2 separate regions of the Homo sapiens genome follow, and region 1 is linked to region 2. The links are chromatin loops, found by intact Hi-C in ENCODE. Cell type or tissue: HCT116. All regions are shown on one strand. Each heading gives the region's core, and the rest is flanking DNA. Links, peaks and the distances in the headings are about the cores only.

Evidence for each region. A loop is a pair of places that touch in the nucleus more often than their neighbours do. Peaks named below come from ENCODE experiments on the same cell type or tissue, not always from the same donor. Only the 100,000 strongest peaks of a DNase experiment are listed, where the experiment ranks them.
Region 1: it touches region 2 in a loop (2.0-fold over the local background); 4 of 110 quality-filtered maps call a loop at or near these places.

The regions. Positions count from the first base shown.
Region 1 is chr15:77,696,146-77,711,604 of GRCh38, reverse strand. It overlaps a transcript of LINGO1 not described here. Among named protein-coding and RNA genes, the nearest start is that of LINGO1-AS2, 44 kb to the right of the region's middle. In HCT116, for the core only: no CTCF peak of the experiment used is centred there; no DNase peak of the experiment used is centred there; H3K27me3 peaks cover 2,600 bases.
Region 2 is chr15:77,752,320-77,767,778 of GRCh38, reverse strand. It overlaps a transcript of LINGO1 not described here. Among named protein-coding and RNA genes, the nearest start is that of LINGO1-AS2, 100 kb to the right of the region's middle. RefSeq lists silencers at 14,265-14,465, 15,385-15,459. In HCT116, for the core only: no CTCF peak of the experiment used is centred there; a DNase peak (open chromatin) is centred at 7,678.

The sequences.
Region 1 (15,459 bases), core at 3,283-11,282, 56 kb after region 2:
GATAGGGAACCTGAGGCTTAGAGAGAGGAATTGACTTGTCCAAGCCTCAGTGTTCCTCAGCCTCCCTGTCTTTGCCCCAGGGCTGCCATCTTTACCAACACTCATTCAGCAGCCTCATGAAGGAAGCAGGATGCAGGCCTCAGGCCTACTTGGAAGTTGGGGAAACAGGGCAGGAAGGTGTCTTCTCTCCCTGTGGCCCCCAGAGTGTCAAAGGAGGATGGAATCTTCGTTATCGGCCAGTCTTCAATGTCGGGGACACAGAGGTGACACAGGCACCATGCCTCTCTTTAAGCCACAGTCTCATAGGGGAGACAGGACAAAATAATAAGCAAATATAGTAATGTTAAACAGTGGAACATAGGGCAAGAAGCAATTGTTCAAGGAAACAGGGATTTGGGGCTGAAATTCTTGGGGAAGAAGAGAAAGATCCAGGGACTGTGGTGGCAAAGGAGGAGCAAGGGTTGAGCTGGGTTTTGAAGGGAGGTGCGAGTTTAATGAAATGGATCAGAGAGGGGACATTCTGGAGGGGAAGAAGGGAGGGCTCTGGGTGAGCAAAGGCTCAGAGAGGGGGCTGGGGAAGAAGGTGCCCCACTGGAACAGAAGAGGCAGAAAGCAAGGCCGTGCGGGCTGCCTCCTGCAGACGTCTCAATCTTCTCCCAAGAATGGTGAACCAGAGGCCCCTGAGGCCTGTGAACAGATGCCAACAGCGGGAAATTGGCCAGTGGATCCTCCATGGCCTGGCACCATCAAAGCTGCCAAGAGCAGAGAGGCCCTGCAATCTGGGGGCCTGGCGGCCCGGCACGGTTGGCCAGCTTGCTGTGTGACCTTGAGCAAGCATGCTCTGCTAAATGGGGCTACCCCAGCCGCCCCGTCCTCCCTCGCAGGTGGGCTGTGTGAGGTGTTCCAGCTCTGTGAAGTCTTCTTCAGCGAAACAAAAGCCAGCACCGCGGCAAAGTGAAGGAATGGAGGTGAAGGCTTTTAGCTCCCTGGCAGAGACGCCCAGCAGAAATCCAAGGCATGTCAGAAAACGGAGTTTCTGGAGAACCTTTGATTTAGAGAACAAGGTTTTGGCATCAAACTGCGATCAGAGAACAGAGGCAGCCTGCCACACCGTGAAACTGAGCTCTGTAAACCTCATTAATCTGATGTCTCTATGTTCAAAGCGGTTCTTAATTAGGAGCCGAGACTCTCTACCAGCTGGGTGGCCCATTGTTCCTGCTGGACAAGTCCCACCAGGTGACTTCAAAGCCCATTCCTCACGTCCCTCTGCCGCTCAGCGCCAATTAACCAGCATTTAGAGCTGGGCCGCCTGGGCTGGCAAGCTTGGCCATGCTCCTGCTTCATTTGGTGTCGGAGCTGAGGGGCCTCCATGAAGTTCTCCAGCAATGCAGGCAGACACGTGAAGGGTGGAGCTGAGTGCCGGGTGTTGGTGGGGGTGAGGGACAGCCCACGGCAGCCCCTGCCCCCCTGGGGTTCCAGAGGCCTGGAAGGAGCAGGAGAAGCCATAGGAGCTGCAGCTTCCCTCGGCCACCCTCTCTTCTCCCTTCCTCCTCCACGGGGACTCCTCTTCTCTGCTCCAACTCCCCTGTGCCCTTCTCAGACCCACCCTTTTGCCATCTCTTTCCATCCTCCTGAGGAGGGTCTGGGATGCCCAGTCAGAAGCCAAACTAGGTCTGGGGACACCGTGTGGGGTCTCACTGGGTGGTCTGATATGCACGGACTCAGTCCCTGATATGTTGGCTCCCACCTTCCCTGTGTTTACCCCTGCCCTTCACTGTACCAGGGCCTTGTACACCGTAGGTGCTCATCAAGGGACTGCCAGCTAGTGTAGCTTCTCCATAAGCCAAGTCATGTCTGAGAAGCTTGTGGCTCCATCAGGACAGGCACATCAAAGCAGTGGGCCTGCAGCGCCACTGGAAAGCTTCAGGAGAGAGTTGGGAAAGACCTTTCAGCAGTGATGCCACTTTCAGTCTGGAACAGCCGGGTGCAGGAAGGCTGGGTTTTTCTCTGCCTTCCAGGACGTTGAACCACAGTTGAATCTAGAGACAGAGAAGGCACAAAAGGAAGACCCAGGGCAGTGAGCCTGAACCAGCCCCAAACTGGCGGTCAGGATGCTGGGATTCCAGGCCTGCCGCTGTCCCTGACTGGCCACTTTGTGCTCTTGAGCAGGTTCTTGGCCTCAGTTTCCAAATCGGTGGGACGGGAATGATGACCCTGTCTGTATGGCTCCCTGCATACAGTGAGGTCAAATGGAAGACTAACTGAACCTGCCTTGGGAGCTGTCCAGAGTACTGGGGGCACTGGGGATGCTCCAGCTTTGCTCGCACACCTCTGGAGATGGGAGGCTCACCCCATTTTAAGGCCATTTTCCATGGCCAGATAGTTGCAGTTGTTAGAACAATTATTGTATTAGTTTTTTAGAGCTCCCGTAACAAATTACTATAAACCTGGTGGTTTAAAACAATAGAAATTACTCTCTCACAGCTCTGGAGACTGGAAGTCTGAGATCAAGGTGCAGGGCCGTGCTCTCTCTCAGGGCTCTAGGAGAGGATATTCCTGGCCTCTTCTGGCTCCTGGTGTTGCTGGCATTCCTTGGCTTGAAGATGCATCACTCCAGCCTCTGCCTCCATCTTCATGTGGCCTCCTCCCCTGAGTGTGTCTACGTCCAAGTTGACCTCTTTGTTGTTTTTGTTGAGACAGTCTCGCTCTGTCACCCAGGGTGGAGTGCAGTGGTACGATCTCTGCTCACTGCAACCTCCGCCTCCTGGGTTCAAGCAATTCTTCTGCCTTGAACCCAGTAATCTCCCGAGTAGCTGGGATTACAGGTGCCCACCACCACATCTGGCTAATTTTTGTATTGGAGACGGTTTCACCATGTTGGCCAGGCTGGTCTCGAACTCTTGACCTCAGGTGATCTGCCTGCCTTGGCCTCCCAAAGTCCCAAAGTGCTGGGATTACAGGCATGAGCCACCGCGCCCGGCCAAGTTGACTTCTTGTATAAGAACATCAGTCGTTGGATCAGGACCCACCCTATTCCAGTATGACCTCCTTGTAACTAATTACCTCTGCAAAGACCCTATTTCCAAATAAGGTCACATTCTGAGGTTCCAGATGGACATGAATTTGGGGGGACACTATTCAACCTAGTACCTTCGTTTTCCTTCTGGGCCCAGACTTCCACCCTGTGGCTTCACCCCTGTGGGTTTTCCCTTGCTCCTGACCAGCCCCAGCTCCATCAGTTTCCTCTGCCCCAACAGGGTTCCAGCCTCCCGATTCCCCACTCTGCTCTTCAGGGCACACTGGGCTGCTGGTGTCACAGAAACTTTTCTGGTAAAGTGTCTGTCCTCCTTCCCAGGGCTTGCCATCCACCCTCCTGCTCTTCTTGCCTTTTATATGTGGAAACTCGTCGCTTCACTCCAGGACTCAGCCTGGGTCCCAACAATTACCAGCTTCCTTGATGTCTAACACTATAAACCCATTCACCTCATTATAGGAAATTTCTTTTGAATGTCCTTTAAAAACCATCTCATTACACAGGAAGAACTGTAATTACCTTGTGCAAGACAGAAATTCTGGGCAAGCTGGTGCCTGGTGCCTGTCAAAACTGTGGGACAGGGTTCCCCGCTGGCTGGTTTGGCCATAGGAGAGAGCTCTTTCTTTCTCTCATCTCATCCTTTCCAGCCCCTTTTCTTCTGGGACCCGTGGTCACCCATGTCTCTGTTGGTGGCCCTAGAAGGTCAAGACCTCCCACAGAGAATAGAACCACCTTGGATTGGTGCCTGTGCTCCTGCCTGGCATCCTGGCAAACCCTGATGGTCAGAGCCTTCCCCAGGGGTTCTCAAGGGCTGCCCAGCCTCTTCCTGAGTCTGCCCTCCTGGAGGCTGCTGGAGCTTGCCCAGTGGTTGCAGAACGTCACAGCTGGGTGGGACTCTGGAGGCCAATAGGTTCAGCCTCCTGCCCTCAGCCACTTGTCCAGTCCTTTTGCCCAGCAGCCTCTGGGGAACCGTAGCCCTTCCTGGGACCAGGGTTTTTCCCTGACCTGTTTAGGGGATTTTCTTGATGTCTGGCTAAAATCCCTGGTGCCCCAGTTCTGACCTGATTTTAAGCTCCATCTCTTGCTGGCGGTGCCACCTTGGGCAAGCCATGTGGCCATTCTGAGCTGTTTTCTCATCTGCAGAATGGTTGGGATCATTTGTGCTTCAAGAGTCATGGTGAGTAGGGTCTGTGGCCACAGGCCTCAGGTGCCCATCATTGGGCATGTAGCAGGAAGTGAACCTACATTGCTTCTACTTTCCAGGGGAGCTTGACCGTGGAGACCCTTTTCTTTCTCCTCTCTGCCTAATGTGGGGTGGAGCAGACTTCCATTTGGACTTCTCCTCCTCCTCCCCACCATTTCTCCCTCTTTCTTCTCCCTCTCTCTCTCCTGGAGCATCAGAAGACATGGCACATCCTGTTCCCCTCCAGCATCCCTGCCTGCAGCCTGCAGCCTGCCACCTGCTGAGGCAATTTGTTTCGAGAACACCCAGCTGCTGGCATGGTCTCAGTAGTTGCAGGTCCTTCTCTGCTCAGTCCCTAGCTGTACTGTCTTCTACAGGGAATCCGTGTGGCATCCTGGCACAGCCACAGCCATGGGCATTGCCCACGGAGGCAGAACCATGCCTACCCATGTGTCTCTCCTGCCAGCATCTCCTCTGGGACTCTGGCTATAGCTTCTGGATCTGGCTGGGGAAGCAGAGAGGGTAGAGTCTCTGGTCTGCTCCTCAGCAGGGATTCCTGCTTCTTGAGGACCTGCTATGTTCTGGGCTCTGTGCTAGGGGCTAGGCATACAGTGAGCAAGGCAGCCATGGCCCCTTTCCGAGTGAGGCTCACAGTTCTTCTTGGGGTCAGGATGGGCTTCTGGCATACTGAGACTGGGCAGTCTGGGAGGGCTTCTCTGAGGAGGCGTCTTATCCCATTATCAGATGGATAAGAAGGAGCTGTGTGCAAGGAGCAGGAAGAGCATTCCATGTCCTGGAGAACCTTGGTGTGTTCAGGAGCTGGAAGGAAACTTGTGGGGTAACAGGAAGAGAACCAGAGGAGGTGGGGCTGGGTAGGTGGTCAGGGCTGGGTCAGACAGAGCCTGAGGCCAATAGTGAGGAGGGTGGGTGGGTTTTGGTCTAAGAGAAAGAGGAAGTTGCTGGAGGGTTTTAAGCAGGGAAGGGACCTAATCTAACTTAGGGTTCAACAGTGCTGCCCTGGCTGCTGGATGAAGAGCAGAGGGACACAGGGACACAGAAGAGTAAGGTGGGCCACTCCAGGGGGTCTGGCAGGCCGTGGTGGGCCTGGCCCAGGACAGGTGCCGGGTTGGGTGGGGATATCACAGGGAGGCGAGGTTTCTGGTTTGGGCAGCTGGGTTGATGGTGGAGATGTTTGCTGAGGCAGGAGCCCTGGAGAAGGAGTGGTTTGGGGACGAGGAACGATGAGGTGTTTATGGGACATCAAGGGGAGATGGTGAGGATATCAGGATCTTAGTTGTGACAACAATGGGATTTATATGTTATTATCCCCATCTTACAGACAAGGGATCCAAAGCTTAGAAAGGTAAAGTGCGGCCCACCCCGGGCCACACAGCTGGCAGCACTCCAAGCCAGGGTGGGACCCAGAGCTGTTGGCCCCCATCTCAGCTTGCATTTGAGAAGAGCAGTGCTTTGCCCCACAGGGTGAATGACTGGTGGGATTTCAGGCATCAGTGGGCCCCTCACCTCCATTGTGACCGTGGTGGTCTTCACCTGGGGCTGTGTCTGGAGTCAGTGGCTGACTCTCCCCTAGGACACACAGCCCAGAAGGCCTCAGCCACCCTGCAAGCCTGGGAACAGCTCAGCCCCTTGGCACCATTGTGCCTGAGAGGATCCAGAATATCCCGTTGTTCAGCCTGAGAAGAAGTAAAAAATTAGCTCCAAGTCAGGGCTTTCCGAGCGTGGCAGTGCCCAGGACAGGGTGGCTCCCCGAGGCTTTGCCAGCCCCTGCCACCTCACCTTCTTGGTCTTGGGAGGGTGCTTGGCACTTGCCTGTCCCCACCACAGGGGCCCTCCTCTGCCAGCTGGGCGGTGGGGGCACTGAGAGGAGGGAAACCCCTAGGCAGCCAGAGGACTGGGTAGAAAGAGCCCTGGACCAGGACGGGAGCCCTGGGGCCACCACGCACCTCCCAGTGACCTCAGTGTCTCCCCTTGGACAGTGAGCCCCGGGAACGAGTGAGGCATAGCACCCTTTCCTTCCGGCATTCCAGGAATCCCACCTTCCTATCTTCTGAGGTGGGAGCCAAGGAGCATCTCCAGGGCTTGGGTTGTGGAGTTGTGGTCAGGGAATAAAACTGGTCGGGGAACCTGGAAAGCAAGGTCCAGGGTGCTGGAAGTGGACTGGTGTGTGTGTGTGTGTGTGTGTGTGTGTGTGTCATGGCAGGGGGAGGGGGGTATCTTCAGGCAGAGGCCAGTGGCATGAGGGAAGGTGTGGGGAGGGTGTGGACTGGGAACAAGAAGGATGGGCCCACAGGTTCCCCGTGCCCCTGCCAGGGATGAGCCGGCTTATATGACAGAAGATTAACCCAGCAACTTCTCCACAAGGAGATGGGAGCCTGGCCACCCTCCCTAGGGCCTAGACCATGACACTGGTCTCTGGTGCAAACTGGGCATGGTGGCTGGTGACTGTCAGGGCTATGTGCAACCAGGGTCAGGATTTACACTGTGGGGCCAGAGACAGGGTTCAGGGTGGGACCAGGGCTCAGTGTGTGCACAGTCAGGGCTCAGTATGTATGCAGGGTCAGAACACAGTCTATGACTGGTGTTAGGGCTTGCACTGTGTGACCATTGCTTAATGTGTCAAGGGTTAGAGTGTGTGACCAGGGTCGGGGCTCAGGGTATGACCAGGGTCCGAGCCCAGTCTGTGACTAGGCTCGGGGCTCAGTGTCTGACCAGGGTCAGGGCCCAGTGTGTGGCCAGGGTCAGAGCTCAGCTTGTGACCAGGGTCGGGGTTCAGTGTCTGACCAGGGTCAGAGCTCAGTGTGTGACCAGGGTTGGGGCTCAGTGTGTGGCCAGGGTTGGGGCTCAGCGTGTGATCAGTGTCAGGACTCAGTCTGTGACCAGGGTCAGAGCTCAGTGTCTGACCAGAGTCGGGACTCAGTGTCTGACCAGGGTCGGGATTCAGTGTGTGGCCAGGGTTGGGGTTCAATCTGTGATCAGGGTCGGGGTTCAGTATGTGACCAGCGTCGGGGCTTAATGTGTGGCCATGGTTGGAGCTCAGCATAGTGCTCTATGTGTAGCCTCAGGGGCAGATTGGAGGCCCTGCCTCATCCACACTCCCTCTGAGCTCTCTGCTTGTCTCTCCCATGGGGCCTGTTAGTCAAGTGCTCAAGACTGATGCCACCTCTCTGAGCCCTGATGAGCAGAAGCTTGAATGGTCGTAGCTTCTGCAGATCCTTCAGAACTTGCCATGTGTGAGGCACCCTGTGGACTGATGGTGGGTATTATTGCCCTCATCTTACAGGATGATGAGGAAACTGGAACTCAAAAGATAAAGTGTCTTTCTGAGGTCACAGCTAGTTAAGTGGGAGAGCCCGGACTCAAACTCCTTGTCCCTTTATTCCTTTTCAGGGTCCCTCAGCATTTCTCCCTGGGGTAGAGGGACCTTTGGCAGAGCTCTCTTCCTATGGGTCCCCCATAGAATCTTCTTCCTCTTTCTGCCTAGACTGGGGACTGTGAGTTCAGCCTTACTTAAGCCAAAACTTCCTAGGAAGGCCAACTAGGCCTGAGGATGGACAAGGAGACCTTCCTGCAAGGTCTGAGGCATGCAGGCAGGTCCTGTCACCAGCAGCTGGGGACTGGGCATAGCCTGTCTGTAGGGTCCCATAAACCCCAAGGATCGGGCTTCTCTGTTAGAGATTAAAGGAATGTGTCAGCCCCATTGGAGGCATTTTGAGCATTGTGGTCCTGGATTTTGGAGCTCTGGAGGGTCCTTCCCAGCATCCCTGACATCACCCCACAAGCATTTCTTCCTTTGCTTCCAGGAAGTGGTGGGAAGATTGCCACCCCTCCTGCTGTAGGCCTGGACACCTTATGTTGCAGATGAGGTTCAGAGAAGGGAAAGACACTTGTTCCAAGACACAAAGTGTGTTAGTAGTGGAGGGGCCCAGAACCCTACCTCCCACTGCCAATATTCCTAGGTGTTCCCTCCTCCTGGCTCAAAACCCTCGTAGGAACTGAAAACCCACGAGGACACGAAACAATCACGTTCTAAGAGTGGGACTCTAGGCACTATACCAGCTGTTCTCTTGGGCCTTCCTGACATTTCTCAGTTACAAGAATCCCCCCATTTGTGAGTCATTTGGAAAATTTCATGGGGGAACTGGTCCAGAATTTAAGTGAAGTTCCAGGAGGAAGGGACTCAGGGAGAGTTGGAAGGAGGCCCCTGCTGACATGAAGAAGGAGTAGCCCCTTGCCGTGGCTTATCTGCGAGCCTGCGAGATGGACAGAGCAGTTTGCTTCACAGCTGGGGGATCTGAAGCTCAGTAAGGCAAAGCAATGTGCTCAGCAGTTCCCAGCTCAGTTCTCATTCACATCTGCCTGGTCCAAAGCCAGTGGGTTCTCTCCAGTCCCCTCTGTGTGGCCGGACTGTGTCACAGAAAGAAGGAAAGAGACTGTTGCCTGCCCTCCAGGAGCTGCTGGGAGAATGAGATTTAAGTCAGAAGAAGTATTAGGGAGCAAGAGCTGCATTGTTGAAGTCTCAGTGCTGTATGGCACAGAACACAGCCATGCCGCTGAAGCTGCTGGGAAAAGCTGGGTGGAGTTTAGATAGGATCAGGGATTGGGAAGAGCAAGCTTAGCCATTGGTGTGTGTGTGTGTAGCCCAGGCAGACTGGAGGTAGTCAGGTAGTCAGGAAGGCAGCTGTCCGGGGTGCTGAACCAAACCACCACCATGGGGCCGGTCTGCAACTCTTTCTGGCCACTTTGGTCTGAGCCTCAGTTTCCTTACCTAGAGAATTAGAATACTGATACCTGCATCACGGTCTCATTGAGAGGGTGCAGGAAGGCCATGGCATGTTGTGCTGAGCATGCAGCCTGTGTTTTGTTGAGGCTTTCCAAATGGGAACACCAACTGAAGGAGGCAAAGCCTCCTCCCCAGGCCCCTGGGGTGGAGGGTGGGGTCATCTGTGATACCTGACCCCAGGCACATGATCCCTCAGGAATGGCAGGTGCTGTAACAGGGTCAGCACTTCCCCTTGGCATGGGGAGAGGCAGCTTGTCTGGAGCCTTTCCACCCGCCTGATGCAGGTGTCCCCCAGCCTGTAGGCCTGGACACTTCATGTTGCAGACAGGATGACTAGGAACCAGAGAGGGCAAGACACTTGAGCCAAGAAACAGTGTGTTAGTGGAGGATGGGGTAGAGCCCCACAGCCCTACCATCCACTGCCAATATTCCTAGTTGTTGCCTCTCCCAGGTGCAAAAGCCTTGGGGGAACTAAACACCTTGGAGCACCCAAAGGAATGAAGCTCTAGTGTGGGCCTTCAGGCACCATCTGTGACACCTGTTCTCTTGGGCCTCCCTGACACCCTCTACTAGCCTCAGCCCCCAGGTGGCTTGGGTCCTAGCTCTCAGCTGGGCCTTCATCTCTCTTAAACCACACCCCCAAACTCCTGGCCCCATGCAAGCTCTCTTAGTCCGTTTGTGTGTTACTCTAAAGGAATACCTGAGGCTGAGTAATTTATAAAGAAAAGGAGTATGTTTGGGTCATGGTTCTGCAGGCCGTACAAGCATGGTGCTGGCATCTGCATCAGGGGAGGGGGCCTCAGGGAGCTTCCACTCGTGCCAGAGAGCAAAGGGGAGCTGGCATCGCATGACAAGAGAAAGGAAGTGAGGGAGCCATGGGTGGAGGGAGGTGCCAGGCTCTTTTTAACAATCAGTTCTCATGGGAACTAATAGAGTGAGAACTTGTTACTCGTTAGAGGGCGAGAAGGGCACCAAGCCATTCATAAATGATCTGCCCCTATGACCCAAACATCTTCCACCAGGCCCCACCTCCAACACAGGAGGTCACATTTCAGCATGCTATTTGGAGGCGACAGACACCCAAACTATATCACAAGCCTTCTCAGGCCTCTTGATCAACTTGGGGCCTCCGGGGTTCCCACCCCGCCAGGGAGGTGGGATGCTTTGGGGCAGGAATTTGGTGGGTATAGAGCTGCTGGAAGCCAAAGAAGAGACCTCTCTCACTCTCCTTTGCCTCTTTTCTCCTCATCTCCTCAGGCTGCCAGACCACCTTGGCCCTGGGCTTGGGATGACCTGCAGCCACTGAGAGGAGAGCCAGGAAGGGTTCCCCCAAAAAGACCCCCCAGGCCTGTTGGTTATGTTTGAGATGCACCCAATTCCTGTGTCATTCACCTTTCAGCCTTTGGCATCTCCTTGTCCTTTAGAACCAGACAGTGCTAAGTGTGCATCCCAGCTCTGTCATTTCCCCTGACCTTGGGCAAGGGACATATGCCTCAGAGCCTCAGTTTCTTCATTTGTCAAGTGGGAATAAGAACACCTATCCCACAGTGTGTGGTTTCAGTGTAGGAGTGCACATAGCAGGGGACACTGCCGCTTTCCTCCTGCCCCTGGTCCCTCTTCCATGGTGATGCTGGCCTCCCACCCACTCCTGCCTGTTTAGACCAAGAGCTGAAGCCTGGTCCGTGGGTGAGGTTGTCCTGTGGAAGACAGGAAGGGAGAGGCTGCGGGTAGCAGGCCGCACATAGCACCAGTGTTTTTAACACTGTGAGGGGACCAAGCTGAGCTGCTGCAGCCATCTGCAACCCCTGACCTTGCTGGCTCTGGCTTGGTTCTGGAAGATTCCCTCCCCTACCCGCCCCTGCTCACCCAGGTTTAGCAGGAGCAGCTACTTGCAGTGATGTGAAAAACACTTGGAGTAATACAACTCGGAGACTTTGACCACTGGTAACACCGACCCCACCTACCACCCCGCCTGCAGCTGGCCCAAGGCTCGGGCCCCAGTCACCTCCTCCACCAGCCAGTCCAGCCAAACTAAGAGTTAGGAGGGTCAGGTTTGGCTTCAGCTCTGCCTCCATTTGTCTGAGTACTCACACAGAGCCTGGCACAGGGTATGTGCCCGAAACGCTTTAACTATTAGTAGTGGTAGTAGTAAGAGTTGTTGTCATCATAGTAGAGAAATCCCATTTCACAGAGGGGCTAGGTGAGGCCCACACAGTTGAAAAGCTGCCACCTCTGTGAAATCTTCCCAGCTCTGCCCCTTCTCCCAGAGTAGGCAACTTCTTTTGACTTTTTTCAGTTTCTCTGCAATGCTCTTATTAGGGGAGAGCTTGGTAGACAGTGGGATAGATTCCAAGGTAGGGAGAGGTGTGTTGGGGGGAGGAGCTCTCAGGGCTGAAGGTGCCCTGAGGAGGCCGGGAGCAGGTTTGATGGGCAGGAGGCCAATCTGCCAAGGGACCCTCTACCTGGGAGTGCCCTGCCCTCAGCCCTCCCCTCTGCTGGTTCCCCAGCCACCTCCTGAAACCCTGAGAATGCTAACGTGTGTGGTGACAGCAGGGCCTCTACCATCCCTGTTACTTTGGCCTCTGCTGACTCCTTCCTTGCACCCTGAGGCATCTGTCAAGTCCTCCTTCCTCTCAGCCCCTTCCCTACTGGGTCCAATGGGCAGAATTCTGACCTGATCACATTGCTAACAGCTGGTTAGCAGGTAAACTTAGCCCATAAAGTTAATTGAGCACTTAGTGTGTTTGAGACACTGGGGATGCTGAGGACTGGGCTGTAAGGGGCCCTGCCACCAGGGAGGTAGAGGGGGGGAATGATGGTTAGTATGTGCTTACTGTGTGCAGGTGATGGTTAGTATGTGCTTATTGTGTGTGGGAATGATGGTTAGTATGTGCTTACTGTGTGCAGATGATGGTTAGTATGTGCTTACTGTATGCAGATGATGGTTAGTATGTGTTTAGTTTGTGCAGATGATGGTTAGTATGTGTTTACTGTGTGCGGGGATGGTTAGTATGTGCTTTACTGTGTGCAGGGATGGTTAGTATGCACTTACTGTGTGTGGGGATAATAGTATGTGCTTATTGTGTGTGGAGATGATGGTTAGTATGTGCTTACTGTGTGCAGGTGGTGGTTAGTATGTGTTTACTATGTGGGGATGGTTTGTATGCACTTACTGTGTGTGGGGATGATGGTTAGTATGTGCTTATTGTGTGCTGATGATGGTTAGTATGCACTTACTGTGTGCGGGGGATGATGGTTAGTATGTATTTACTGTGTGTAGGGATGACGGTTAGTATGCACTTACTGTGTGCAGGGTCTGGGCTCGTGCTTTCCTGACCATCGGTGAGGTTGGAGCCACCCCAGTTTGCTAATGAAGAGAGTGGGGCCCAGGGAAACGAGGGGACTACCAAGGTCCTCAGCAGCGAATGCTAATGTTGGGGGTAGATAGGGCTGGACTTGGGGGAAATGGAGAGGAGGAGTTGACCAGCAGCTCCTGTCGTGGCAGCGTGAGTGAGCTCAGGAGGCAGTCAGGCTGCCCTTGGCCTTTCCTGACACATCCCTGGACCCTTAGGAGCCACCTCTGAGGAAGGTCTTCCTTCTCTCGGCTCCGTAGCCTCCTATTGAGCACAGAGCAGCCTAAGGCCACTGCACGGGGCACCCACTAGGGCAGTCCAGGGGCCTGCTCTTGTCCGCAGGGACTCAGGGACTCTGCCTGCACGTCTCCCCTCTCACTGCAGGCACTTTCAAAAAGGCAGCCCTGCTCCCGATCCTCCTGCTGTGCCCACCCGACCCTTCTCACCCTCTGGCCCTGCCCACAGTCCGCTGGGCCTAATGGCCCTGCCATTCCTGATCTCTGTCCCCTCACCCTTTCCAGCCTCCAGCCCATGAAGGTCAGCCTCTCCCAGCGACTGTGCCTCCTTCCACCCCACTATGTCTCTCTGGTTTCCCATTCCCGCCTTGGAGGAAGAGGTGCTTCTCCTCCAGACTGAGGCTCATCCCTGCCCCGGAGGACCATGAGCCAGCCCCACTGTCAGGCATTCCCTTTCCACAGCTCCTGCCTGGTGTGTGACCCCGCCCCTTCCCCAACTACACGGGGCATCGGGGTTCCCAAACCAGTAGTAGGTCCTGGTCACTCCTGTAGAACTTGGGCAGCGTCTGTGAGTCTTAGTTTTTCCTTCTGTTGGGTGGGCCAGAATGGTGCCTGGAACGTAGTAGGCACTCAACACATGCTTGTTGAATTAATGAACTAAGTAAGCAGTGAATTCCTGGCCTGGCTGCCTCACCTGAGTGTTGTGCAGATCAAAGTAACTAATGGATTTTTTACAGAGTTAAAGATGCTGTTTGGACAGAAGGCGTGGGGGATGCTCAGTGGGACGCTGGCACTGTGGATTGTAACTGCCGTCCTCACTTTGCAGTTTCTGCCTCCCAGAACCCTCCCTCATCCGCCCTCCTCTATATTGCTGTACCCCACCTCTCCCCTGGCCACTGCCTCATTCCTAACTCACTTCCTCCTGTCCTTCCGCCTGCCTGAAATCCATCCTCCCCCAGGTGGCGGCTGCAATGATCTTTCTGAAGCACGAATCCAGACTCTGGGTACTCCCCACTTAGAACTTCAAGCTCCTGCTGGCTCCTAGGATGAGAGCTCCATCCCTCTTGGTGCCTACTAGGCCCTGCCTGAAGGAGGGGGCTTTCTCCCTCTCCAGACACTGGGCCTTGTCACTGGTGCAGTCTGCGGTGCCCTTCCCCACTGCTTCCAAGCCCAACTCGTTTTCCTTTAATACCCCTTCAAAGATCCTTTCATCCCGGAAGCCTTTCCCAAACCGCAGCCCTGGATCAGATGCCCACTACCCTGTTTCCACAGCCCCTCAGGCTCCCGCTTTCACACAGCACCCGAGTTGTCATCTCTCACCTTCCTGTGCTCCACCCCACACCCTGCTCAGGGTGTTTGTACCCTTAATTCACAGAAAGCATTAGAGGGCATTTGCTGAATGAATGAGTGAATGAATGAGTGAATGAATGAGTGAACTGGCAGCTCCCCCAGGCTGTGGGAACTCTGGGCTGGACCTTTGGGCCTACTGAGGGGAGTGGGTAACACAGCATGCCTCTGACCTGTCCTGGAGTTGGCCTCCTTTCTGTGTGTCCTACTGGGCTCTAGGCGTCTTACCCTGGAATTGTCCCCACCCGCAGGCCCTGCAACAGCAGTGGCTGCATCTGCAGCAAGGGGTTTTGAACCATTCCAGGGATTTACTACAGGTTGAGGGTGGCATAGGAGCCCTGAGAACAGAGCCTGGGGTCTGCAGAACCTTGTCACCTTGTGCCCTGATCCCCACCCTGCCACCATCATCTGACACACGTACAGGTCAGTTCTGCCCCCGCCTGACCCCGAAGACCTTTCCTGGCCTGAGCTGCTCCAGCCCCTACACAGCCCTGCACCAGGAACCTGGCACTGAGCCCCGGCTCTATTGCCCAGGCTGGAGTGCAGTGGCATGATCACAGCTCACGGCAGCCTTAAGCTCCTGCCCTCCTCTCTGCTCCTCTGACCTGGCCCCAAGCCCTGCCTTGTGCCTTAGCCAGTCCTGCTGATGGTCCAGCTATTACCCTGCTCTCGCAGACCCCTGTCCTGGGATTTCTGGCTTCCTGGCCCGGCTGCCCTGGTGCTGACCACCTTCCCATGAGTGTCACCCATCTGTGGGCCCCGCCCATGCCTGTGGTGCCACCCTAACCCCTGACTCTAAGCCTGCAAATTGGGGCAGGCCCCGGTACCCAGTCCTGAGTGTGTGGGTGGGGGTTGGGAAGATGAAGAGGGGTCGGTTCTGCTCAGGGGAGTCTCCTAAAACTGAAGCTCCTACTCAGCCACTGGAAACGGAGGGCCCGGAGGTGGGGTTCTGGCTGTAGGTGCCCAGGGTGTGAGACACCCAGAGATAGGGGGCAGGGAGGGTTTCCTGGAGGAGGTGGTGGTGCCCTGGGTGAGCCAGTGAGGATGAGGAGGATAGGGGGGCCCTCCGCGGTGGGCAGAGCAGGCTGTCCACTCTGTGCTGGGCTCCATGCCAGCTTCGCGCTCACCCCCGGCACAGCCAGCCTTCGGGCGGGTATTATTAGCTCCATCTAAGAGACAGGAAGACGGAGATTCCAAGAGGCTCAGGGACTTGCCCGGGGTCACCTGGCTGACCAGTGGCCTTGTCAGGCCTCCACCCAGGTCTGGCATCATTCCAGGCTCTTATGGAGGGAGTAAGAGGAGAGTCCGGGGTGGAGGGAAGGGAGGCGGGCACCCGCCACAAACATCAAAGCAGCTGCTGGCTGTGACTCTCCAGGGTGGGGGTGTGGGACGGGGTTGGCTTTCTGAGTCGGTCCTGCTCCCCCCTCCCCACCGTGGGAGAGCCCTCACGATGCGAGGTTCCCACCGCCCCCTCCCTGGAGAGGCCGGCAGTTTGCCTCTTCAGA
Region 2 (15,459 bases), core at 3,589-11,588:
CTGGAGTTAATGACTGTCTTTTTAGTGGGGGTGGAGAGAGGCTTTTTGAAAATCACTAATTCGGTTCCCAACTTTCCCCAGTTGAGTACAACTCCTCTCAACATAATACATGAAAGCCTCTACCAATGTTACCTTCTTGAAGAAATTCTCTCCCTGAGCCTCTGTGCTGCTCTGATTTGGTTTATTTTGACATCCTCTGTGCAGCAGACATGCAGGATCTCCATCTCCATGACCCTGGGGATTCCTGTCACCACTCTTGCATTGACCCTCTTGCTCCCTGGACCCCACGTCTTCCTCTTGGTTTACACTCCCATTTTGTGAAGCACACCCTCTAATAGCTTCCAGAAAAGTTGCCTGGGAGGTACATTTTTGAGACCTTGCATATCTGGAAACTTCTTCATTCTTTCCTGAATCCTGACAGTCTGACTGGGTGTAGAATTCCGAATGGAGATCTTTTTTCCCCCAGAATTTTAAAGGAGCCCCTCTCTCTAAAGTCATTGCTTACAGTGCTGGTGTTAAGAAATCACAGTTGCTCTGAGATTTGATTCTTTGCAAGCTACTGGGAATTTTTATTTTCTGGAAGCTTCTAGAACCTTCTCTTTCTCCCTGTGTTCTGATAATTCACTATGTGCTCTCTGTCTTGATGAGGGTCAAATTGGAAATCCATGTTTTTTGCTCTGGAAAAGTTTTTGAATTGCTCCTTTCATGTTTCCTAACCTCTGTGTTTTTCTCTTCTCATTTTCTGGAACCCCAGTTAACCAGATGTTGTGCTTCCTGGAGGGAACTCTGGCTCCCTTATCTTTTCCCTCCTTTACACTTTTTTAAAAAATCTTCTCCTCTTTCTGGGAAATCTCAATTTTATCAATCTGTCCTTCCAATGGATTTTTTTTTAAAAATTCTGCTTTATCAATATTACATTTCAAAGCTTCTTTCTTATTTGGTGAATATTCTTGTATTGGTCCATTCTCACACTGCTATGAAGAAATATCTGAGACTGGGTAATTTGTAAAGGAAAGAGGTTTAATTGACTCATAGTTCTGCATTGCTGGGACGGCCTCAGGAAACTACAATCATGGCGGAAGTCAACCTTCTTCCCAAGGCAGCAGGACAGAGTGAGTGCAAGCAGGGGAAATGCCAGATGCTTATAAAACCATCAGATCTCATGAGAACGCACTCACTTCACGAGAATGAAGGGGGAGCCATCCTCATGATCCAATTACCTCTACCTGGCCCTGCCTTTGACACGTGGGGATTATGGGGATTACAATTCGAGGTGAGATTTTGGTGGGAACACAGAGCCAAATCATATCAATTCTCTTTAAAATGTATTGCAATCAGTTCTTATTCATGGATACCATATTTTGAGTTTTTTTTGCGGAAAATGATAGGTTTTTTTTTTTTTGAGTTCCTTCTGTCTGCATTGCCCATTTCTTTTCTTTTCTCTCTCTCTCTGTTTGTGTGTTTTTTTTTTTTTTTTTTTTGAGACAGGGTCTCCTTCTGTTACCCAGGCTAGAGTGCAGTGGTGCAGTCATGGCTCATTCTAGCCTCTATCTCCCAAGCTGAGGCGATCCTCCTGCCTCAGCCTCTGGAGTAGCTGGGACTACAGGTGCATGCCACCATGCCTGGCTGACCCAGCCACTTGTTTTTTTCACATTGCACTTTTGTTTCTGTTTGCTTCCCTGTTTGGAACTCTGTCTTTCATATTAGAGATTCCCTCAGTTAATTCCCTTAGCAAACATTTATTGAGTACCACCTATGTGCCAGCTCCATTCTCTAGCCCTGAACAAATGGTCAGAAGTCCCTGAGCTGGTGGAGCTGACATCCAAATGCTTGACGATGTTCAGTGGGTTGTTTCTATTTAGGAGTGGGGTGCTAAAGGCTGGTGTCCCTTGTGCAGGGGTGGGCCTGTCAACCATGGCTGCCCCATGGCTGATCTTCCTGGGCCAGTTCACAGGGAAGCCCCAATGGCAGCATCTCCTAGAAGGACTCTGATTCTTCTGGAGCGAGTGGGAGAGGAAGGCTGGGATCTGGACCTGAAATTCAGCGTACAAACTCAACTACTCCTTCAGTTTTCAGTATGGGTCCCCACTCTCCACCCAGGCTGGGTGGGCTGGGTGCCTTCCAGGCCAGAGACCCTCAGTTTGATCCTCCCCACTGGAAAAAACTCACTACCAGTCTTCCCTGGGCAGAGGTAGAGAAGGAGCTCCTTGGGGTCTGTCTGCTTCTCATACAGACTTCCAAGCAGTCTTTCATTCCTGTGTCTAGGGGTGCCTGGTGCTACCAGTTCCTGAGCTTGGATTCTACCAGTTAATAGGAGAGGGGCTTAGGACTCTGCTTTCACAGTTCTGGTTTTTTTTTTTTTTTGAGACACAGTCTCGCTCTGTTGCCCAGGCTGGAGTGCAGTGGCACGGTCTCGGCTCATTGCAGTCTCGACCTCCTGGGTTCAAGCGATTCTCATGTCTCAGCCTCCAGAGTAACTGGGATTACAAGTGTGCACCGCCGCAGCTGGCTAATTTTTGTATTTTTAGTAGAGACGGGGTTTCACCATGTTGGCCAGGCTGGTCTCCAACTCCTGACCTCAAGTGATCTGCACCCCTCGGCCTCCCAAAGTGCTGGGATTACAGGCATGAGCCACCATGCCAGGCCTGCTTTCCCAGTTCTGCCAGACAAATCACCGTTCATCCATCTGCTCTCCAACTTTCAAAACCATGTTGCTGTTTCCTCTTCTTTCATTCTTGGTCCTTGTGGATTTATGCACAGAAAAGATTCTTCACTGTTGTGATGGGGTTTTGGAAGGAAGTGGAGGTAAATGCAATGCATGCCTTCAATCTGCCGTGGTTCATCTGCACATCCACATGGACCTCCTTTCCTGCTGGTGGATATCTGCAGCATTCCTCCTTTTCATTCTTACAAACATGGCTGCTGTGAGCATTGTGGACATTCCCCTTGTGCATGTGGGAGACTCTTGGAGTGGAACTGCTCTGTGGTAGGATACATGTATCTTCAGCTTCACAAGATAAGGTCAAATCGTTCCCCCCAGTGCTTGCATCACCTTCCATGGCCAACAGCAACGTATGAGTAGTTGGTGTTGCTCCAGCGATGCTTGGCACTCTCTGGCTTTTTAGCTGTCCACCAACTTAATGAGTGAAGGATTGTGGCATTTCTCGGAACTCTGCTGAGCTTCAGCAAGCCTTCTCATGTGTTTACTGGCCCTTCAGCGCTCCTCTTCTGCCAGTTGCCTGTTCCTATTCTTTGCCTTTTAAAAAAAGTGGGTGATTTGTCTTTTTCTTATTGATTTGCAGAATTCTTTATATAGCCTGGAAACAGTTTTTTTGTCAGCTATCTATGCTGCAGGTATATTCTTCTGGTCCATCTGTGGCTTGTCTTTTCCCGTTGTAATGTCTTTTGTTGAACGGATGATTTAAATGGTAACAAAGTCAACTTTCTCACCTTTATGGCTTATGCTTTTTATTACTTGTTGGGGATGAGCATTTTTAAGGCTCTTGATGTATATGGCTAAATTATCACTGAGAAAAGTTGTCCTAATTTGCCCTTGGAAGGGGCAGAGAGATGACAGGCATCCCAGGTGCACATATGGTGGGCATGAACGCAGACGGAGTGGGGATCAGGAGTGGGATAATTAATGAATAACTAAAATGCATACAGTGCACAAGGCTTCAAAGTGCTGTGGGGGAAAATGCGTTACTTGATCCTTGACACCCTCCTAAAAGGCCCCTTTCTTTGTTCTCCTTTGGAGAACTGAGGCCTCCCGCCATGGTCACAGGTGACTTTGATTCAAGCTCAGCTCCAGCCGAGGTGTCTGGGCTGAGAGTTGAGGAGACTTGGGGGAGGGTGGTTAATTAGTGTCCAGGGGAAGGGGGGATGAGCGGCCACCTTTTCCCATGGCAGAAGCCCTGTGTTTTTGCTGGCAATGGGGTGTTTGTGCTGCCTGGGGAAGTGGGAGGGGCTTTGGGATCACAGAGCCCTGGGTGCTGCCTCTTAACAGCTCCGGACCCTCAGGCAGGCTCTGGACCTCTCTGAGCCTGTCTCCTCCTGGATAGAAAGGGCATGATGCAGATGCAGCCCTGGGGGAGCTGGAGGGCTGAGTTAGATAATGCAGGTAAGAGTTCCTAAAGCCAGAAAGGTGCTCTCAGGTGGAAGATTTGTTCCCTGAGGAGAGCTATGGGGGAAGGGTGGGCACCTGGGAGAATGGCAGAGCAGTGGGGCTGCATGGGGACATATTCGAGGGTCAGTCAGTGGGGGGTGGGCAAAGCCTGCAGTGGTGGTAGAGGGGATCCAGTGCCTTTCATTTCCTTGTAAAAGGTCCTTTTTGAGAAACTGACTTGGTCCAGTGACTGGGGAGAGGGGATGGGTGAGGGCTGGGGGAGGTACTGGGTCCCCAGAGTCAGGGGGCCATCCCCATCCCCAACCCCTTCTCACTTATATCCCTGTCCCTCCTCCTCTCCAGGCCCCAGGCTGGCCTTCTACCTCCTGGCACACCCAGGCCTGAGGGGTTAATTTTGAGGCGCCTGAGCAAGCCTGGCGTGGCAGTATGTAAATCCATACACTTTCATAAACTGCTTAATTAGGCGAATGTTAATGAGACGTTAATTACTGTTGTGCCCGCCGATCCCACAGAAACGGGGATTATGTTTCTCTTCAAACATCCCGTCTTAATTATAACTTGTGCTTAATTCTGCATCTTCCACCAGCCGGGCGAGGGCGGGGTGGGCACCTCCCTTTCTCGGCAGTTCTCTGATGGCTCCTCATTTTTGGTCTTCCATTTGTTCCTCAGACATCTGGTAAGCACCTACTACGTGCCAGGCACAGTCCTGGAGCTGGTGCTGGGGTGACAGAGGGCAATCAGCCTCAGTCCCTTAGGGAGCTCCCTGCCCTGTAGGGAGGTAGGTTTGTAAGTATGTATTGCAGCAAAAGCCCTGGGGCAGGGAAGAGGTGTGGGGGGCTGCTTGGCAGGCACGGGTGGTCCCAAAGAGGAAGTGGTTTGTCTCTCGGGTGGTGGGTCAGGGAAGGCTTCATGGAGGAGGTGATCTGTGGACTGAGTGTTGAAAGTGGAAAAGTATTCACCAGATAGATAGGAGGCTGAGAGTTTGGGTGGAGGGTGGTCCCGCTTGGCCAAAGACCTGGTGTTCAAAGCCTCGACCCCTGTGTGCTTTCCCTCTCTAATCCAGATCTCTTAGCCTTGAAGCCCAGGAATTTAGGGGGCTCCTCAGAGAGCCTTGGCTCTGCCCAGGGCCACCAAGTGGCCTTGGGCAGGTATCTGCTCCTCTTAGGGCCTCACTCCATCTTACTCTGAGGGCCTGGCTAGGAATTGAATTGGGTCTTTGGTCTCAATCCAGGGAAGAAGGTGGTCAGGATAGGCTTCCTGGAGGAGGCCTCTCCACGGCCTGCTCCTCTGGAGCTATGAGACTCTGTATTTTGCTCTTGCATTTGAGTCTCTGAGCGTAGCAAACACATGTGCTTGGTGTGTACCATGGCCCCACCCTCCAGACCTGACCACCATAGCCAGGAGCCTGAAAGACTGGCCTGCACACACTGTCCTCATGCCACAGTTTCTACCCACGCCTCGGTCCACTGTGCCTTCCCCCAGCAAGGACTGCTTAATGCTGCCTCTGCCTCTCCTTGTTCTCTTTCACCCTCAAGTACCAGGAAGCCTCAGGCTGTTCTGGCTGCAGCCAAACCTGCCAGGGTGAATTAAGGGCCGAATCATCAAACTCTAGGCCTCAAAAGACCCAAGAGGTCATAAAGCCCCATTTTAGAGATGGGAGACATGGGGTCAGAAAGGGTCAGGGCCTGGCGTGGAGTTGCACATCACATCCCGGCCTCACTCCATCACTCATGTCCACTCCACAGATGGGAATACTGAGGCTCAAAGAGGCTATATGCCAGGGATGGAGACTCCAGGGGCTGGGCATGTGACAGGGCCTCAATGAGCTCCTTTGGGTCATCTCTTCTGATGCCATTCCCCTGGAGAGGAGAGCCTTGCAGAGAGGCTACAGACACCTAGTGAGGGGACTCCACTCCATGTCCCTGAAGCTGAGAAGCTGCCTTGGCTCCCCAGCCCTTGGGGCCTTTTCTTCTGCAACTCCTGTCAGAATCTCTCCTTTGAGCACTTAGTTATGGTGGGAGATGAGTTACCTGGAATGTCCTGTGCCTGACTTGGACCAGATTAATGGCATTTGTAGTCTAGACATCTTAACTCAAAGGAGCACAGTCACGGAGAAAAAAGCCCTTTAGCCCATTACGTGTATTTGAACAATTACAACTCAGCCCTTTAAACTGGTTGTTATGTCCCCAAATATGAAAATAAAGAATGCCTGTCCCAACTTCTGCGCCATCAGCAAGACTGTGAGGACAGCCTTTGCTTGCTTGCAAGTGGTCCTGTGCCTGTGGACTGGGCTGCTGTGGCCTTGTTCCTCACAATTTGCATTGTGTTCACAATTTGGTGGTGGGTCCCTGTATTGCCCCACCCAATGCACTGGAGCAAATTTTTGGTTTAATAGAAAGATGTGAATTAAAAATGGATACTTGGGCCAGGTGCAGTGGCTCACACCTGTAATCCCAGCACTTTGGGAGGCAGGTGGATCACTTGAGCTCAGCAGTTCGAGACCAGCTTGGGCAGCATGGCAAAACCCCATCTCTACTAAAAATACAAAAAAAAAAAAAATTAGCCAGGCATGGTGGCACGCACCTGTAGTCTCAGCTTCTTGGGAGGCTGAGGCGAAAGAATCACCTGATTCTGGGAGGCAAAGGTTGCAGTGAGCTGAGGTCATGCCACTGCACTCCAGCCTGGGTGACAGAGTGAGACCTTGTCTCCAAAAAAAAAAAAAAAAAAAAAAAAAAAGATACTTATTAACAATCACAACAAAATAAAGCTTTTTAGCAAATTTCTGTGGTTTCTGTTTCTGGCCATATTCCCAGTTTGGGCCCAGTGGTGAGTCCTATTACCCTCACCTCCTTTCCCAGCACCCAGGATGTACTCACTTATTCCTCCTCCTGTGTCCCAGTTCCTCCAGCCCCAGGCAGGACATAGGGGGAGATTTAGATATTTGGAACCTCAGAACTGGAGGCTGGCTCCCAGTGAGCAGCTAGCCTATGGGTCTCAAACTCAGATGCCCCAGGGGCCAGGCAAAGGGGCTGGAAATGAGCAAAGCAGGTTGATAAGGACCGTGGATAACTGGAGGGCCACCCATCAGCCCCAGCGGATTGCTCCCATGTGGAAATAAATGCAGGCCCTGTGTGGCCAGATTCAACTTTTCCAAGAGAAACCAGAAATCCAGATTCCTATGTAATTTGCAAAAGTTGGCAACTGATTCTAATCTTTTAAAAAACCACTGAGCAGGCCAAACAAAACATTCTGCTGCTCAGTTCGTAACCCCTGTTGCTGGTTCAGCCCCTGCATTTGCAGACAGGGACTGAAGCCTGGTGGGGCTGGGGGACGGGAGCCTGGACACCCTTAGTGGCTGGGCTCACTCCAGAGGCCCCCTGGTCTCCCACCTCCTTGAGCCTCTCCATATTCAGCCTGGGCTGTTAGATGTTCCCCTCCCCTCCCTACCCCAACCCCGGCAGGCACCCTGCTACCTTCACCACGGAGGAGAGAGTCATCAGGTGTGTGGAATGACAACCAGAAACACGGCTGCTGCAGGGAAACAGGCATGAGTCATTGCCGCGCTGTCTTTTAAGGAGGAAAAAAAAGCCGCCTCCTTAGAATCGTCACCCAGGCCCACTGTGAGAGGCGGTGAGTGGGGCTCTGAGACCTGGCAGTTTATTTCCGGGCCACATCCCCTCCCTCCGGGGTGGGCCCTGGCTGGCACCAGGTGAGCAGTAGTGCCCTGGTTATAGGTGTGGTTCAGGTGCCAGGCTCCCCACGGCCGTGGCCAGGGCAGAGCGCTCAGCATGTTTGTTCACTTATGACTTTAAAAAATAACACAGGGACTCTTTTATTAAAACAGCTGTATTACCAATCAACATGTTTTAATAGGACACTCAATTAGAGCAAGATTTACAGAGAGGTAGACGCCCCCATGTAAACTGGCACCTTTCTCCCCAGTCGCCGGCTCCAGTGCGTCACTGTCTAATGTGGTCTCCTTTCTCAGCTGGGCATGAGACAAATACTTCTTTCAGCTCCCCTGCACTTCTGAAGTTAGGGGAAGGGGCATCGAGGTGAAGGTGACGCTTGCTGAGCACCTATGGTGTGCTGGGCACTGGTCCTGGTGCTTCGATATACAACCTCACTTACTGTTGACAGCCACCCTGTGATGTCAGTGTAATTGGCTCCATTTTTTCAGGTGGGGAAACTGAGAGAAACTTGCCCACAGCTTGCTGCCTCAGGCCCACTTGGACCGAGTTGCCTCTGGCAGTTGGGGAGTTAGCAGGCGTTGCGGGCCCCTGGCCTCCCTCCCAGCTGCCCTCCAGCCTTCAATCTGGGCAGAGCTTTCCAGTCCACACCGCTCCTCCATGCCAGTTCACTCTCAGGCCCAAGGGTGCTGAGGGGCCACAGGGGGCTTGTAACCTCAAGCCAGAGGCCAGTGAAGGAAGGGGAAGCAATGTGCAAGGTAGTGTGTGGGTATGCATGTGCGTGTGCATGGGTGGCTGCACACACATGGGCATTTAATCTGCGTAGGTCACATGCCCATCCCCTGTGTGCCTGCTACTTACTTGCCAGCCCTGCTGTTAAGTGCTTTCCAGGTCTTCAGAGAAAGCCCTGATTTTACTCCTTACTCAGGGAGGGTGGGGTGGTTTGGTCTCAGGTGCTCTCTCTGTTAGGGGCCTTGTGGGCTCCCTATGGGCTGAGTGGAGTGGACCCCACTCTGGAACACCTCAGACAGGCCCAGGCTGAAGTGGGGATAGCACTGGGGAGATTCAGGACCTCACCCAACTATTTTCCTCCCCCCGCTTCTGACCGCCCCCTCCTCGACAATGGTGATCCTCTCATTGCCACAGTTCTTCCTCTGTGCCAAGCATGGTGTGAGGGGCTTTTCATAGATGGTGGCCCCATCTGATCCCCCCAAAACCCCCATATAGGAGGCAGTCTCATTGTTTTTCAGATGAGGAAACTGAGGCACAGAGAGGGTAAGCAGCTTGCCAATGTCACAGAGTAAATGGGAAAGCAGGGATTTGAGTCCAGGCATCTCATTCCAGAGAATGTGCTCATCAAGAATACGAGGCTTGGCTGTCCTCCTGGCCCAAACTCAAGCCTGGCCTCCTCCATGAAGCACACCCTGACTGCCCCTGCTGGCTCTGAACTGCCCCAGGTACAGCTGTCTCTCTCTTCCAGGGTGGCTGTCTTGGCCATTCTCCTCTCAGAGCTTGCAGATGGGCCACAGGGTAGAGGAAATACCCAAGAAAGGTCAAGTGAGTTGGCTTTGGAAGCTGGAAAGGAAACGGAGGCCTGCAGATGGGGAGCGCCCGCCTTGGGGTGCACAGTCAGTGAGGGGTGAAGCCGGACTCTCAACCTCCAGTCCAGTGCTCTTTCTTCTGTACCTACTTGTTGCATTGATTTTATTTCAGAGACAGGCCCAGATGCATGGTGGGAGAGAGACCAGAGGGGAGCCTGGCTAAGACCCCTTTTCCTTTCCTTTGCCTCTAACCCTCGAACCATGCAGGCTTGCACATTTTCAACCTCCCTCCCATCCTTCACCTTCCCACCATTAAAACAAAAATTGGGAGGCGAGGGAGGGGCGAGCTGTTGACTTAAATGTTTAAATTAGCCTCACTTTGCTGAAAGCTGGGTGTCAGGATAAATCCATTCCTACAGTGTCATATATTTTTCCTGAGTGGGAAGTTGGTGAATAAATGAGTGTTCTTCATATATTATTATGGCCTGACACAGCCGAGGCAGGGAAAGGCGGCCCACGGTGATTAACGAGCAGGTCTGGGCTAATGAGCCGGAGGTTGGGCTCCTTATGGGGGGCCTATGCCTGGCGCCTGGGCCAGGGCTGGGGACTGAGCCCCTGTTCTGGGGCATTCCAGCCAGCCCTTGCTTAAGCTAGGAGGCCTATGGTGCCTTGCTTTCTCCTCCTCCTCTTCCATCTGTCCCTTAGGACAACTCCCTGCCCCTGCTGGCTCTCTTTGCCCTGTCCCCGCACCCAGTCTCCTCTTATCTGGGGACTTGAAATGACATCTTTCTGGCTCACGGTCCATGGAGGGAATAGAACCCTGCAAGGAAAATACCATGAGACCATGACATCTACGTGGTATTAATATTTTTAGATTAAAAGACACCTTGACTTGGTCTTCACAGTATCCCCATCGACCAATGAAGGAACTGAGGCAGGAAAATGGAAAGGAATCCCTGTGAGCCTGTGGGGGCCCAGCCTCCACCTCTGTGGTGTTCCCACAGCCACCTCAGTATTTCTGTGGCTGAGTGGACCACCCCCCATATGATGCTGGAGTCAAACCCTGTGCATGGTCAGTGCCTGACAAGCCCAGCCTTGGCCACTCTTGTTCTGGGGGCTCAGATTCTCTGTCCTGTCAGACCAGAGCCTGGGCCCCTGCGGCAGACTGCCCAAGAAAACCCATCTCAAAGATATCAAAGTCTCAAATGTCAAACCAAGATGATCCCTGAGGAGCCAGAGAGGCCTCCTAGAGGAGGTGGCCCTTGAATCAGGGACACTGACACTGGTGGGGAGGGGAAGGCAGGGTGGCTTGGCCAAGGAGTGGGGCAGTAGGGCCTCCAGCATCTAACCTTGCCCAAAGACTGTGGGATCCTTCCCAGGCTTGGGCTTCATTTCCTATTGCCCCTCTGCCTCTCCCAGACTGTAGGGGCTGAAGGTATGGGTGGGGAAACCTGCACAGCAGAGGTGGGGGCCCCTCCCCAAGGCTGAGCTCCAAGGTGTCCCTGAGGGATGAGTGTGTGAACATGGATGAGTCTGTGTGCGAGGTGGTGCACGTTGGCATTGGGGGGCGGTGGAGTATCAGGGTGTATATACGTGGGGACATTCAGTGCCCTCTAGGGAGGCAGAGTGGGTGGCATGGTGGTTCAGGGTCATTCCCCTGAGCACGTTCTCCTAAAGTGACACCTTTGCAATTGTCTTTCAAGTTAGCATGTTGATGTTCTTAACACTGCGATGAAAATGTGCAGAAGTAATTGAAAGCCAGACAGTTAGACGCCAGATGCGGGAAAATGGTCACGTTCACTTCCTCACCAACCAGGGCTGCTGAGCCTGGGCTCCCAGCCCCGGCTTGGCCCTCCCTTGATGGTATGTATGTGTATGTTTATGGTACCTTGTGTGCAGGAATGTGTGTGTGTGTGTGTGTGTGTGTGTGTGTGTGTCTGTCTGTCTGTCATTGTATGTCAGTGTATTGTGAAACCATGTATAAACACATTTGTGAGTGTGTGTCATTGTGTGTGTTGTGTGTATGTCTGAGAATGCATGCTTGATTGTGTCATTCCTCTGTGTGTGGACATGTTTTTGACTGTGGGTGTCAAAATGTCCGAGCTTTTTTGGGCCCAGTCTTCCTTGTGGACCTTAATGAGAGTTATGGGCTCCATAACTGTAAAGCATTGTCCACATGTGATGGGTCAGTTGCTGCGATCACAGGAGGAGGGATGCAGAGATCAGGACCCTGCAGTGAAGAAAGTGGGCTGGATGGGGCAGGGTCTAGCCTGGGCCTGCCTGGCCCTTCTGCGTGTACCTGGGCCCATGCCCTCCCTGTTGCTGAGGCTCTCTAGCCTCTCCAGCCCTGCCTTAGCCTGGCCTCAACACCCTGCCACCCCCCTACTTCCCACCAGCAAGCCTTTGCTGAGCCACACTGTCCAGACAGGATGGGGAGGAGACCCTGCTCCCACCGAGGAGTCAGGATGAGGAAGAACTTTGGAGCAGTTAAATGTTAAACCACATTGGGCTGGATCAGCCTTTGGAAGATTGAAGGGGAATTTAGCTTTGCTGGCGGGAGGAAGGAGGAAACATCAAGGGCAGATGTGTGGCATCGGGAAGGAGGTGGGAGTGTGGGGGAGACAGGGAGGCAGCCAGGTGGGGTGGGGCCACTGACAAAGGCACAGAGCTGGAGAGGTGGCTGCAGAATGCCCAGCACATAGTAGGTGCCCAGGAAATATCTGAAATGCAGGTGGGGGTCCGGTTATGGAGTTTTCCTTGTGACCTTGGGAAGGTGTTAACCAGAAGGTATAACTGTAACATAAACAATGATAGCAACTCTATTTCCTAAGCCCCTACAGTGCAGGCAGCACTGTGCCTGCCACCCTACACACATTATCCCAGTGTATTATTTCATTTTACAGATAAAGAAATGCGGGGTCAGGGAGGTAGTGGCCTGCTCAGCGTGACAGCACAAATCAATGTTGGTCCTAGGATTCAATTCCAGGTCTGACGCCAAAGCCTGTGCTGCTTCCCCTCCATGCTTCAGTTTCCTCATTTCTACCATGAGGGCCTGGAAGAGAGGACTTCATATTTAGCTTGCTTTGGGGCTGGAGCCTGTTGACCCCAGAGTTCCCTCTTTTGAGTAAGACTCTGTGCCTGGCCTGGGGAGCTTCCTCCTTCCCCATCAGATCCCTGGGGTCACCTCCCTTCCCCTAGGCCAGCATGGGGCCAGGCCTGGGATGGGCAGGAGCAGAGTACCAAGAGCCTTTTGGAGGGAGGGGTGTTGCTGTGCTCCTGAAGCGAACTGAGTGGGGACCTGGCTGTGCTCCAGTCTGGTCCTAGTAGGAGGGCCTTGGCCTCAAGGGAGTTGTGCATCCATCTGTGGCTTGGTCTCCTTCCCTACAGACGTGGCTGGCAGAGGGAGAGGCCATACCTTTTGTGTGCACAGCCCCCAGATAAGTCAAAAAGTGTCTTACCTGCATGGCCTGCCTCAAGCTTCACAACAGCGTTGGGAGCTGGAGACCACCAGGCCCCATCTTATAGGCAAAGACATTGAGTTTCGTGGAAGCCTGTGAATTTCCCAGGGTCCTCAGTGACTGAGGGCAGAGCTGGGCTAGGCCATCTTCTGCCTACCGGACCTACCCTCACCGTGGCCCTCTGATAGGCCAGGCCAAGGACGCTGCACTGTGGGGCACAAAGGGCAGCCCTGACTTCTGAGGAGGTTGCCAGAGGCAGGGCCTAGGGCTGGAGGGGCCACTCTGCAGGCTCTTCCTTCTCAGAGCCCCACCCCCAGAACCCCCAGCACAGCCTAGGCTGGGACTGCCACCCACTGCGCACTCCAGAGGCAGCTGTGCTGAGTTGGGTGGAGCGTCCTGTCGCCCTGTCCCTGGGAGGCGGGTGTGCCTAATGAATTAATTAATGTTGGCAAAGCACTTGGAGAACTTGGGCTGAAAGGTGCTCAATACATGCAAATCAGAGTGATTGTTATTATCCATAATTATGGAGTTTCTGCCGGAGAAATTATTCAGAAGCGGACGGTGGCTGGGCCAGCACAGGGCCCTGCCAAGATCTGCTTCTCAAGAATGGGGGAATCTGTCTTCCTTCCCTCCCTTCCACTCTTCCCTTCCTCCCTTCCTTCCTTCTCCCCTCCCTCCCTTCCCTCCACACTTCTTGCCATCCCCTTCCCCCCTCACTCCCTCCCTTCCTCCTTTCCTCTTTTCCTTCCCTTCTTCCCTCTTTTCCATCCTCTTGCTCCTGCTCCCTCCCTCTCCCTTCTGCCCCACTCTTTCCCTTCCTCCTTTTCCCTTTTCCCCCTTTCCTTCCCCCTTGCCTTTCTGCTCTTCCTTTCCCCCATCCCTGCTCCCACTCTCTCTCCCAGCTCTGGGCCTGTTTCCTGCTTTTCCACAGCAAATGCCTTCTTTGTCTTCTCTGTCATGAAGACAGGCACCTGGCAAGGTTTGGAGAAGGAAGAGACTGGGCAGTAGCTTCTCACTCACTGGAAGTGGGAAGGATCCAGAAGCTGAGCCTCACTTTTTTCCTCTGTTAAATGGGTGCATAAGGGGTTCCCTGCCTCTTTGGGTGAGTGGCAATGCCCAGGAGGGCACTTTCTGTGTTGCAAACTTCACGCCTGTAAGGCTCTGCCATACGTTGTTTAGATAAACATCGTGTGTGTGTTTGTGTGTGCACACTTGGTGTGTGTGTGCCTCCAGCCCTCTCCTCCCTCAGACCGTGTTCTCAATATGGCTTTGTGTCTTTGGCTGTTGGTTCCCTGATGGCTGAGGCTGACCCTCCTCCACCAGACTGAGTGAGCAAGCGGCCCCATGCTGACAGTCCTTGGCAGTGCCCAGAAACAGCAATCCAAATAAACTCTCTCTCTCAGCTGCACCCTACTTCCCTCCCCCTACCCCCAGTCCTCTGTCTCCATGACGATGTTCATCTTTTGTGCCCACCAGCCCCAGGGAGGGCTGCTCCCAGATTCAGCACCATGAACAGCGCCTGGCTCAGCCAGGCCCGCAGAGTCTCCTCCCAGCTGAACATAGCCTCCACAGGTCATTCTGACCCAAGTCCTACTTCCACAGCCAGACACCAAAGCCAGGAGAATGCCAGTGACTTATCCAAGGGCCCACGGAAGCTTAGCTTTAGAGCTGACCTACAGCCCTGGTCTCTGAACTCCCCATTGCATTACAAGGAAGCTTTAGAAGGACTTCCTAGTGTTTGGTCAGCAAACACTGGGCAAGCACCTACTGTGTGTCTGCCTCTATACCAGGTTCGGTGATGGAGGTTAGTTGGAGGCAGTCAGGTCTCTGTTCTCTCCAGCACGCGGGACCCATGAAACAACAGCCACAGCCATGACAACGGCGAGAAAGCCAGGGATGGCAAATATGACACTATGTATGTGCTTGATTTTGTGGTGTCTGTGAGAAGTACTTGAGAGATGTGAGGCAGAGCAGGTCCCTGTAGGATGGAGCAGTCAGGAAGGCTGCTTGGAGGAAGTGGCACCCAGCCTAGAGAGGCAGAAGGGAGGGGGAAGCTGGTTGCTGAAGAAGGGGCTGGAATGAAGCTGGTCTGTGTATGAGTGATGGTGAGAAGTCCATCCAATGGGCTCAGGGCAGCTGGTGGCAGTGAGCCTGGGAAGGTCTGCAGTGCCCTATGAGGGGCTGGCCTCTGTCCTGTGGGCACACGGGAAGGCTGACCAGCACAGGGACACAGTGGGATTCCCCTCCCCTCTACAGTGCTACAGCCTGCTCTGGTGTCAGAATCCGAGCCCCTACCTCTCCTTCCCTCCCTTACCTAGGGTTGGCTGATTCCATCTGGAAGTGACAATAAGCTGTGGTTGTCTATGGGGCCTTTGTGCCTTATTGCCCAACCTGTAATCTTTCCCATCCAACACAGGCTCCTTTCTTTTCCCTGGCATTTGTCAAAAAGATGGGACAGAGCCCCAGAGCCCTGTGGGGAGGCTGGGCCGGAGAAGGCCTCTTGCTGCCCATCGATTTGTGTTGCTTTTGCCAGCTGCCTGAGTGGGTTTGCCGGACACCATGGGGCTGTGTTTGGCTTTGGATGATGAAATAATGTCTTCACCAAGGAAAGGAGAAAGCCTTTGCTAATTAGCTCAGCTGCCTAC